2 separate regions of the Mus musculus genome follow, and region 2 is linked to region 1. Evidence: chromatin contacts called from ENCODE Hi-C data. All regions are on one chromosome and are shown on one strand. Each heading gives the region's core, a stretch centred on a gene start or an enhancer-like site at or near the end of the contact. The rest is flanking DNA. Distances are from core to core; before and after follow the strand shown. Region 1 holds the start of Mfsd14b (major facilitator superfamily domain containing 14B). Region 2 holds the start of Ice1 (interactor of little elongation complex ELL subunit 1).

Region 1 (6,132 bases), core at 3,207-5,706:
GATAAAAGGTTATTACTTTTTAAGGGCATAGAGAGGATACAAATGTGTTACTAGTACCAAATAAAATGTTTCCGTCCCTTGAAGGAAGCTATATTAATTATTTAAGGGAAAAAAATCTATCCTCAGAAATCTAAATTCAATTTGATTGCCAGTTTTGTAATATAAAATAAAAGTTAGCTATGGAAAATAAAATTCTATAAATCTGTTGTAAGCCAGTTACCTATAGCTAATATATTTATTATGTAGCCAATCTTCCATAATTTATAACTTTCACATCCATCAACAGACTCAACTAACTATAAATTGAAAATATTCAGAGATAATTAGAATTCAGAAACTATTCTCATCATTATTACCTAAGTAATAAGGTAACAGCAATGATTTATAGAGCATTTATATTGTATTGCATATTATAAGTTATCCAGAGATGATGTATAAACACTTTTTGGCCTGACAAACTGTTAAACAATTATACAACAAAAAAGGGGGAGGGGTATAAAAATCAAACAATTATTGACAATAAGTCATAAATAAATTCATTTTAATACAATTATTTGATATATATCACTATTAAAGATTAAAGAAATTTAGTACTAACAAGATGAATATGCTTTATATTTAAAGAATTAAATATTGTCTAAAGATCTCCATCACACATAGTTGGTTTATATTTAGACTTTATAGTTGTCTAAACTGAGACTGATAAACTTTTTACCAGAGTGCTGAGAAATGTCAGGTCTACATGATAAATTAAAAATAAAAATTGCCACAAGCAATTTTTCCTACTGAGTTATTTCAAGAGACATCAAATGTCACTAGAATAGTACTGATTGTATGAATCTCTTAATCAGTGCCCTTTACTGAAATCCAAATATTGGCTTCTTGGAGTCCATTCCATAAACAAATCTTGGTATATTACACTGAACAGTCTATTTTCTTTGCAATAAATCATTAACTGTCATCAGGTGCCCAAGAATAAATGGCTGCAAGACTAGAGAGATGGCTCAAGCTGTTAAGAGCACTTGCTGCTCTTCAAGAGGATCCTGATCTGGTTCTAGTACCCACATGGTGGTGCACAACCATTCATCTCTCTAGTTCCAGGGAACCAAAGCTTTCCTCTACCTCTGCAGGCACCAAGCACATATACATACATGCAAGCAATACACTCATAAGCATAAAATAAAATAATCAAAAAATTAAATGACTGTTAAACAACTTACTTTACTTGGCTATAAAAACTATATATAACATAAAATATATATTCAATAATTAAAATGGTTTTGATAAAATACCTGAAATTGTGTATTAATTCATAGCAAGGAAGAACAGAAAGAGTAAAATGTAAGCTAAACTGACAGACTCCCCTGTTTTAGACAAAGGATCTCATGGAAAAAATGCCTGACTCCAAGAATGCTTAGGTCCCTCCTATTTATCAGATGGTGTCTTTCTGACAATGTTTTTCAAGTTCATTTATCTTTTTGCTAATGAGGTAGAAAAAAAATTGCTGGTGAAATAAGAGTCCTGTGCCCAGGCAGTCTTCCCTATGATTAGTAGTAATATCAAAGAATCCAAAAGTACAAGTATTCCTCGGAATAACTCATTAGAATAAAATCAAATCATGGAAGTTACAGTATTTGAAAGTAATTCTGGAAAAAACTATGAAAACTAAAAAATATATAACTTGGAAATTCTGGCATATGACATGCATAAGCACCAATGATTAAAGATATCTGTTGTTTTTACACTTTCCATCTAGCCCTATACATGCTAAGTTACCTCATTAACTATATGGTAAAAAAAGAAAAGAAAAAAGAATAAAAAACCAGCATTCTCATTAACCAAATATGACTGGATCTACTACTCCCAAAGTTGAGGAAAGAATGTGAGTAATTTACCTTTGCCCAAAATTAGATAAGCATTAGGATCCATAGAAAGGTAAGTGAATAAACAGAGTCTAGGTTTCTTTGAATAAATAACACCACCAAAGTTCTTGTTTCAAGCACATTGGTTTTAGACTGGGGTCTGGCTCCTTTCTAAATTAGAAAATGGGAAAGAACTGAATATTTTTTATCATGGTAAGGGCTCACAAGGAGAGTATGACCATTCAGAATCCATACATGGGCTGAGGAGATAGTTCTGTAAATACCTGACATACAAGCCAAAAGGATCTGAGTTCATATCTAATATATATATAAAAAGCTGGGCAAGGTGAATGTGCTGGTAACCCAAGTACTGGGATTAGCAGGAAGGGATGGGATGTAGCCAGGTGTGGTGGCACACGCCTTTAATCCTAGCACTCGGGAGGCAGAGGCAGGCGGATTTCTGAGTTCGAAGCCAGCCTGGTCTACAAATTGAGTTCCAGGACAGCCAGGGCTATACAGAGAAGGGATGGGATGAGTGTACGAAGCAGAGATAGGAGGATCCTTGAGACTCACTAACCAGCCAGTCTAGAAAGGCTGTGAGCTCCACGTTGAAGGAGCTTTGGTTTCAAAACATAAGGTTTCAAAACATATGTGCTCTTGAACCCACACACAGTATACATAAACAGTAAATATATAAAACAAATTTAAAAGAGTCAGGTAGAAAGAAATAGAGAAAAAATACCCTACACTGACTTCTAGCTGGCACATTCCTTGGGCTTGGCTTGGCTTGTCCACTAATTAGTACTGTCCATCCACTAGTGGAAGCCAAGAAGGTGAACTGGTAATTTAGTTTCATTTAGAAAGTAAAGTGTAACCTATTTAATGAGAAAAACCAATTTTACAGAAATTACCCCACAAGGTAAGCTTTCTACATTAGAAAAACCTTAGCTTTGGGAAAAAAAATTATCCCCCTATGCTTCTTCAATACATGACCATTTAACAGATCAGGCACTGAGTGGTAAAACTCTGGTAGAATCAGGACTAAAAGCCAGCTCTACTCTAGGTCTAAAACATCAAGGAAATGAGCCACAAGAATGCAGACAGAACAAGACTTTAAGGTCTGTACTTGGCAGACTTTTGAGAGTTGCAGCAATTTTGTACCTAGTAAGCCCTTACTAAAATATACTATGTGATATAGTATGTGGTTCTGTTTTACCTCAAAATTTTTGCATGTTTGAATTTTGACTTGAGATTTCATTCTGCATACTACTAATTCTCTACCCTCCCAATTGTACCAAAGATGAATTCACACAGTCAAGTATGCACTTGGAACCACTTAGTATTCTTTAACAGAAATTAAATATGCAAGCTTAAAAACAGGAAAAACACATGACCACACATATCATATTTAAATAAATTCCTATTTCTCATTGAACAAACTTTCCCATAGTTGCAAGAGTTTGTACTCAATTCACTGCAAAACTTTAAGTTTTAAGTCCTAAGTAGATCCTTCCCCAAAAATCCTTTTTATACTTATGACTGAAGAAATGACATTAGTCCCTGTGCTTAGTTTCCAACCATTAAAAGAAGAAGAAGAAAAAGTGGCACTGGTAAGGTCTGTACTGTGAATCCAGGTCAAGGAAAATAAGCCTTCCCTAGCTGTCAAACTCATCTCAACTTTACATGTCACTAAAGGAGATCAGGCTGAACTTTCACCTTCAGGTACAGAGATCTTCAGCTTCCTCTTACTACACTAAGGCCACTTCTGAAACCCAGAGGAGGAGGAAGTATCAGGCGCCTCCCACTTTGACCTCCAGCATCCCTGTAGGCAATTCCGGAGACTGCGAAAAATGAAGGCTTTAAGACAGACTGACACACACACACTGTCTAAGTTGCTGTGGACAAAATCTGTGCCCAGAAGATTTCTGTCAATTTGCACAGAATTATATCCAAATTATATTACTGTCCCGCGTCTGGTGGCTTTTGAATCAATAACCAAATCTCCTAGAGGTTCGTCTGGGGAGGAGTTGATAGGAAAGCCAGCTTTTCAAAGAACCTGGCTCTCCTAGAACAGCCACAATCCCAGAGTCCCTGTCCGAACCCAGTCAAAACTTACCCAGCTGCCGCTCGCGGCCTGAGCGCTCCCGCGCTTCTCAGGCATGGTTGACGCCTTGGGTGAGGCCACCGCCTTCCACCTCGGCTCCTCCGGCGACTCCCCGTCCGTGCTCATGCCGCCGTCATGCCAGAGCAGGTTCGGAGCGCTCCAAGACACTGGCGACGCCGCCACTGCGGCGGCGGGGCCCGAGCCTTCATGGGCTCCGCGATCCGCAGCGGCCTGCCGCTCGGGCGGCGGCGCCAGTGGCGACACCGGCTGCTGAGAGGACGCCGAGGCTGGATCCGTGCAGGAAGCGAACAGGGCCCTCAACTATTCAGTGGTGGTCGTGAACACAGGACCCCGACACTGGCAGTGAGTAGTTTTCAGTAGCGCCCGAACAGTCGGGAGACGGCGTCCCGCCCGGAGAACTCAGCAAAGGCAGCTCCCGCCTAGAACGCCCACCCCTCTCCAGAAGCTCGGGCAAGCTCCGCCCAGACTGCGTAGCGCATCAAAACTGCGTCATCTTCTAGGGACTCCAGGCCTATAGATTTTAACGGAGACTGGAAGGACCCAAAGCGTTCCTGATTGGATTAGACTGCCCGCGAGTCCTAGGGACTGTTTACTCCTACCCCGGGCTAGAATTCCAACTGCACGTCATCCCACCTTCCCCCTTTTCGTGGGTTTTAGGGATCTGACTTGGGTCCTTAGGTAGCATAGGAACTGAGTTCTTTCCAGCCCCTACCCCAAGTAAATGATTTTTTACTAGATATTTTCTTTATTTACATTTCAAATGTTATCCCCTTTCCTAGGATGATAGTTATAAAAAGAACAAACTGACACACAGCCCCTGGAACTGTAATCCTGCAATGGGGAAGTGGTCTACAATTGACAGGATTTCAGAAGCCTCCAACCATGCACTGATTAACAGAAAATTACACAGAATATATTGCTCAGTGGTAGAGCACTTCCCTGGTATTCCAATAGGCTCTAGCTATGCTCACTCCCCAGAGGCAAGCACGCACGCTCGCACTTACTAAACCTAGAACTTTCTTATCCACAATCTCAGGCAGATTGTCCTCAACCCTTCTTCATATATGACCCAGGCTGGCCTTAAATACATGTTGATGATCTTGCCTCAGTTTTCCATATGCTGGGTGTCGGTTTAAGCCACCACACTGGACATTGTTCTTAATTGTTAAATATAACTGGAGACAGAATGTTTAAACAAGTCAAGCACATTTACAGATTTCTGTCATTTTTGTAAATTATATTGTTAATCTCACAGACGTGAATCGAAAGATCACCAACCCAAATTATGGCCAGTTTAAAGCAAGATTTATTGTGTACAAACCAGAGACAAATCAGCAGCTGTCTCCCCCTAAAACGGGGTTCACAATACCAGCCCCAAGCCAACTTCTCAAGCCCTTTATATAGGGCAAAACCATGGGGTGGGGGATTTTGCATGGAATCGTAGATACAGAAGTGAAACCAGGTGGTCAAGGTTAAAGTGGGTCATGGAACAATGGGTATTGGTATAGAACATTCTCAAAAACAGGTAGCTGGGGCGGGAGGTATTACAGTACATTCTATGGTTACTGGGCTAGGGTGCAGCCCATCTCTGAGAAATATATAAACTTCAAGTTTTATAGTAAACAGAAACTTAACTTGGCTATAGACTCGAATTGAGATGGGCTGGCTTCTCAATATCCTTTAATGAGCCTAAGTTTTCCTTCTGTTTCAACCATGTTTTGTTGATTCTGAGCCTGCCCTCTATACTACCTACACAAAAACATCTAATACCATTTGGTTAAAATGCCAGCCTGGACCTCGTGTCTTTCAGATATTCTTTGAATAAATTCCAGTTTGTGAAAACTCAAATTGAACTGCAATGATTTAAATGTAACCTGGAGGACTGGAGGGATGACGCAAAACTAAAAGCACTTGCTGTCCTTGCAGAGGACAGAAGTTCTGTTCCCAGCACCAGCACCAGTGTGGCATCACACAACTGTAACTCAAGATTTGGGGGTCTGACACACTCTCTGGCCTTAGCATATACATGGTACACACACACATACACACATGCAGGGAAAACATGTACACATGCAAGTATATATAACCATGTTTGATGCCTTGATGTGTAGTGTTGGGACATGAAACTCATCAAGTGCACCACCT
Region 2 (6,145 bases), core at 154-2,653, 5.5 Mb after region 1:
CTCAGCAGCCAAAAGCCTGGTCCTTACCCACTCTCCCCTCCTACTTTTGCCTGTTTGTTACCAATATGTTGCTTCTAATGTAACTTTCCTCTTCTCTTTGCGTACATTGTTATAAACTAGCAGGGGATCAAAAAATTTGAGTAAATAGGCTCAAAACACAAATATGGTCCATTAAAGAAGCGTTCCATTCAGAATCTTTTAAGGGAGGGGAGGGTTATAAGATGCCTACACGATGTGGCCTAGCTACAACATGGCTTGACTCTCCATCTTCTCTATGAGAGTGCCAAACCATTTCCTATTCTCCAAGCAACTAGAACATACGAATCGGCGCAGAGACATTGCACTTTACAATAAAAAGCAAACTTCCACAGATAGCTAGCTAGTCTGCATCCCTTATCTCGTCTCACCAACCCCGAGGCTGCCACAGGCTTTGCTCATCAAACATCAAGAAACCGTCCCACTTGTTAAAACCGATCTCCAGAGCTACTTTTCAACATTCACAACTCCCACTGCCTCAACACCACCTCACCAGAACCCCCTGACATCTTCCATTATTTCCTTCCCAACATCTAAAATCCTGTCGAGTCGTACTTGCGCACGTTCATCTTATCCGTGTCCAGGTGGTTTACCAGAATATGAACAGTGCTTAGAACACTGGGTAGAAAGGGGATGAACTGAACGGGAGCAAGGGCAAGTTCCGTTTTGCCACTGACAATAGGTGAATGGAACTCTAAGACAGAAAGCTGTGCGAGTCTCCAGCCCTGAGCACTGGGGACTATTTCTATTGCATCAGTAAAACCTAGAACCCATCTGCAGCGATCCATTGTTAAGAACAGGACATGACACTGTAACAAACTACCTAGACCCACGTATGTTTATTGGACAATTTTAATCAGACAACTAACATGCTACTTAACAAAAGCTAAGCTTGGCAGTATATTAATAGATACGTGTAAGCTAAAATGCAGTTCCGTTCCGGAATCTTGGAAGTCTAGCGACCTGGGCACGCAACATAAAACCCTTGCCTTCAAACAACAAATAATTAGGAGTGCGAGGAGGCCTTCATCACAGAGAGGAAGATTCCCTCCGCGCGTAGACAGCGTCACCCACCAACCAAACTGGGCCCTGCAAACCCTGAGTCGGGAAGACGAGGAGTCCTGAAGAGCACGCTCACTCTGTCCGCCGCCGGCATCGCAGCAGCTGAACCAATTCTGTCCGTGATTAAACAAAGCACCGGCACCCGCCCCCAAAACGGCGCAAAAGGGTCAGCCAGGGATCCTGCGTACCTGCTGCAGGGAGGCGCAGCCCTGACACCGCGCGAGGTCGGCTGGCCCGGGCGCCGCCGGGTGCGTCTCGCCGGGCATCATGGTGCTGCGGCCCGGCCTGCAGGGCGCGCGCTCAGGGGCCCGCTGCCTCGGCCCTGCTCCGCCGCCCCAGCCACCGCCAGCCTGGCCGCTTCCCGCCGGGCGCGGGCAGGTCCATGCGTGCGCCAAGGTCCCCGTGGAGCCGGCCTAGGGCTCAGACCAGCGAAGCAGCCCAGGGCACTTGAGAGCGGCGCAGCCCCGAGGGCCCAAAGCGACGACAGCACACGAGGTCCCCGCCCCACCCAGCCCCGCCCCCCGTCGGGGCTGCCCGCAGATCCGCCTGATCAAAAAGCCAGAACGAAGCGTGGTCGTACAAAAAGCAAAGCCTTAGGACACATCTTGGAAGAGATGAACAAGAGCCAGGGCCTGCCTTCACGAACTGTCTGTGCATCTGTCAGCTGCCTCATTACAGGCCCTGTGTAGACGCCTAAATCCCTTCAGCCTCCAAGGGGCGGGGGTTTTGCGATGTCATTGGCATGCCGACCACCGAAGGAGGACCCGAGCCTGGGTTTGGAAAGTGCGAACGCTTCTTGCAGAGCTACTGCACTATTCTCCCAGTAGACAGGCAGGGAGCGGAAGAAAAACTACAATTCCCGGAGTGCCTCGCAGCGGCAGGGTGAGCACCGCCTGGAGGCCAACCTCTAGGGCTCCATGCTCTGCTACTAACGTGTGGGGTGTGTCTGCACGCAGCCAACCAGACAAACCCCTTCGAGCCGGTTTCCCAGTCATCTTCACCCTTAGGCTGGAGAGGTGGAAAGAAGAAATCCTCATTCAGCTTTAAAAGCCACTTGAAATCAGGGCTTGAACTCTCGCTGACATCCTAGCATTGTATCCACTCTCCTCAGAAACTTTGTTGCCATCAGTATCTGTCTACTAGGAAGTTTCTGGCGGCTCCTCATCTTCTGGTTACAAAGTCCCAATCTCAACAACAGTGTTGCATTTATTAGTGAGGGTTCTCTAGAGTCACAGAACTTATGGGTAGACTCTATATAGTAAGGGAATTTATTGATGACTTATACTCTGTAGTCCAACTCGCCAACAATGGTCAGCAGCAGCTGTGAATGGAAGTCCAACGATCTAGCAGTTGCTCAGTTCCACAGGGCAAGCAGGCAAAGAAGAGAGAGCCTATCTTTCTTCATCTAATGTCCTTATGTAGGTCTCTAGCAGAAGATACGGCCCAAATTAAAGGTGTGTGTCACCATGCCTGGATCTGGGACTTGCTTTGTCCCAGATGACCTTGAACTCAGAGAGCTTCCAATCTTAATCTCTTGGGATTCATAGCCAGTATATGCCTCAAGATCTCCACGATAGGGGCTGGTCAGATGGCTCAGCGGGTAAGAGCACCTGACTGCTCTTCCGAAGGTCCAGAGTTCAAATCCCAGCAACCACATGGTGGCTCACAACCATCCGTAACAAGATCTGACTCCCTCTTCTGGTGTGTCTGAAGACAGCTACAGTGTACTTACATATAATAATAAATAAATCTTAAAAAAAAAATCTCCACGATAAGATCCAGGTCAGAAACTTGTATCTCCCAGCCACCAGATTAGGATCACAGGTGAGCCTTCCAATTCTGGATTGTAGTTCATTCCAGATATAGTCAAGTTGACAACCAGGAATAGCCACTATAATTTATTAAGAGGGCATCCAGACCCTGCACATCTGTCCTAAGCCTCGGGATGGAAAATGCAACTCAAAACCCTCACACCCTGTTCTGTCTTCAAGCTATCTTCTTTGACGTTGAAAGACCATATAGATACCCAGAAATAGCTGAATGCCTTGTCATTGCTATTTGCACCCAAGCAAGACAGGCCCATAACCTGACAGTCTGTGTAGAAGGTCCAGGTTTCCTCAGAGGCTGGCGAACAGAATGTGTAAGGTTACAAGAAGAACATGGGTTTTGGTTGGGTCAGAGTCAATCCCCAACTAACAAGCTAGGTCTGGCCACCCAACCTCAACAGGCCAATTAAAGGGCATACTTTATAGTTAAAAGCAGAAAAAGATATCTCCAAAGTGGTCACATTAGGAAGAAGAAAGATCCAGTAATTAAAAAAAAAAAGATTTCCCCAACCTCAGCCCTGATCCAAAGCCCATCTTCAGAATCCTGACCTGGGTTTAGGTTTAAGTAGAGAGCAGGAAGTATGCATGGGTAGTCACGGTAGCTGTGGTCCTTCCTATCATAAACCCACTATTGTGTCTGCTCTAGCTTCTGCTGAAAGGCTATCTGACAAGCTGCCAAAACGGTGAGAAAAATCTTTGTCTAGATACAGGCTTCCGTTCTGGTTGGCTTTTGGCTTCAGCCATTTCCTTCTTCCAACATGGGATTCCTGTGGATACAAGGATCAATGGTCTTACAGTGGGGTTGAGAGCCAGGACACTGGTTCCTCTCTAGAATGCTCTTGTGCTCTCTCTCTCTCTCTCTCTCTCTCTCTCTCTCTCTCTCTCTCTCTCTCTGTCTCTGTGTGTGAGTGTGTGTGTGTGTGTCTGTGTCTGTGTTTGTCTGTCTGTCGGTCTGTCTGTCTTTCTCTTTTCCTGGGACAGTTAGAGAAGGGCAAAAGGGTAGATGCATGAGAGAACAGTGTGCCATGTGAAGCACACCAAACCATCCAGTTGAGCCTCCTACAAGCCACAGGACATAGGTCCAATCACCAAGTTGCTTGTGATGTTGTAACCAGGGTGATGGAGGTTGACCCTCACAATTGTTCAATTCTTACTTCTGATCCCTACAGATTTATCTTCATAGTAATTTTATTGCCCAGCTGGTTGGGTTTATTTTTATTTATTTATTGTTAATGCATATTGCCTTAGCCGAGAAGAAACCCTCATCTTCTCACTCTAGTACATTCTGGCAAAACCCCAGCAATGCATTGCAGAGGCCTGCAAAGCTGGGTGCTACCCTTCTGCCACAGCACACTTCCTATGCTTGTCTCTTTTCTGAAATGCTCTGCCTGCTACCTAGCTGTGTGGAAGTCCCACTTGGCCTTCTAGACTCCCCATTTTATTCCTGCAATTCTGAGTTAACACCCTCTTCCTTTTTTGCTTCTTAGTTTCAATGGATTTTTTTCCTTATTTTTGTTTGTTTGTTTTTTTCAAGACAAGGTTTCTCTGTAGCCTTGGCTGTCCTGGAACTTGCTCTATGTAGCCAGGCTGGCCTCAAACCTGGAGAGAAGATCTGCCTGCCTCTGCCTCCCAAGTGCTGGGAATAAAGATGTAGGTCACCAGCATGTGGCTTCAACTAATTTTGCAAATACCACAATTTAAATTGTGTGGTGAGTTTTCTTTTAACCACAAGATTTTGACATTCTCTGATGGCTCTAGCTTGGAAAACAGATAAATACAACTTGCTATGGTTCTTTCCCTCCCAAACATGTGCTGTAGCTTATTTTCCTTTGCATGTTAATAAATAAATAAATAGGAATTTACACCACTAGGTGAGCATTTAGAGGTAGAAACTTGGGCAGACTAGTAGGATTAGATATGGTCATCAGTATGAAGCCCCTTGGTGGAGTGCAGTAGCTTGAGCAAAAGAGAGTGTGACCAGAGGAGACACACAGGTGCACTCCCTGACCCTTGCCCTGAAATTCCCTGCCTTGGGGCCTCCTCATATTTAAGGCCACTGCCAGGTGTTTTCTTTCAGCCTTAGGCCACTGCATCAGGGAACCCAAATCAATCTCTCCTTAAAATCACCCAGTCTGTGGCATTGTGCTATTAGAAATACCAAACAGACTTAGACATGTTCCAGGTGTGGAGGGGATTGCTAGCAGCAAGCACCCCCACACCATAGGGATGCCTGCAGTTGAGTGATAGGTTAAGTGGGGAAGAACTTTGGAGGAACAGGAAACTAGCATGCTCCAAGCAGTCTTCTCAGGTGGAAAGGAGGAGCCCTGCTGTGGATTGGGGAAAGGTTGACCTCACCCTGGTTACAACATCACTCTGGTTACAACATCACAAGCAACTCGGTGACCGGACCTATGTCCTGAGGCTTGTAGAAGACAACTGGAAAGTGAGTCACTAGGAGGACTTCCTAGATTTGCCAGAGGAGATTTCAAAACAAAGCACTTAAGACAAGCCACGGCTCACGCTGGCTACTTTCAGTTAGAGTTACCGTGAGATTCTCAAGCAAACATGGTAGGAAGTAGCAAAGCATCCACCTACTTGAATCTCTGCCAGCCACCTGGAAGAGAGTGAGGAGAGTAAAGATGTGTTGAAGTAGTACAGGAGGTGTAAGCATCCAACAACCAAAGGGAGTGGTCTGGCTAAGGAGCTACTCTGCCTTGTAGGCACAGAATCCTTGTGGAGTAAGTCCTCTCAGAGTATGAGCCTAGAGAACCCTTGGCCTCACTGCTCAAGGCACCTTGGGTTTGTTTTCTGACATCCAGCAGGCAAAACACCCCACATCTAAAGCAATGAGCATTTGGATGTTGCTGTTTAGAGTAAGAGACTTAGAGAAATACCTAAAATTAGATATGGCCGTCACAGCGGTGCCCCTGAGATGACCATTTGTGTCTTTGGAAGGGGAGAGAGGCAGACCAGAGGGGACATCAGCTTCCCGATCCACAGTGCCACCCACTGACAGCCTTGAGGCTATACAAGAAGGCCATCACCTAGGTTTAGGCTTCCAGAACCATAAACAGAGTAAACCTCTTCTTACATCTTAACCAGCTATTGATATATGGCACTGACAACATAAAATGGCATAAGACCTATCTCAGCCTACTCGTAGGAGGACAAGGCAGTATGTAAAAAGAACATGTAGGTAGGGGCATGGCATGAGTTCTGAC

The links. A loop is a pair of places that touch in the nucleus more often than their neighbours do.
Region 2: a loop to region 1 is called in a map of heart, with 7 times the contacts of the local background. The contact joins the promoter of Ice1 here to the promoter of Mfsd14b in region 1. A Hi-C loop is called at or near these places in 2 of 37 maps with a recorded cell type or tissue (heart and left cerebral cortex).

What each region holds. Positions count from the first base shown.
Region 1 is chr13:65,108,526-65,114,657 of GRCm38, forward strand. It overlaps Mfsd14b (major facilitator superfamily domain containing 14B), which reads right to left and starts at 4,457. Exons shown (of 12, transcript NM_133680.3): 1 at 3,979-4,457. The coding sequence starts at 4,092.
Region 2 is chr13:70,636,231-70,642,375 of GRCm38, forward strand. It overlaps Ice1 (interactor of little elongation complex ELL subunit 1), which reads right to left and starts at 1,404. Exons shown (of 19, transcript NM_144837.3): 1 at 1,287-1,404. The coding sequence starts at 1,367.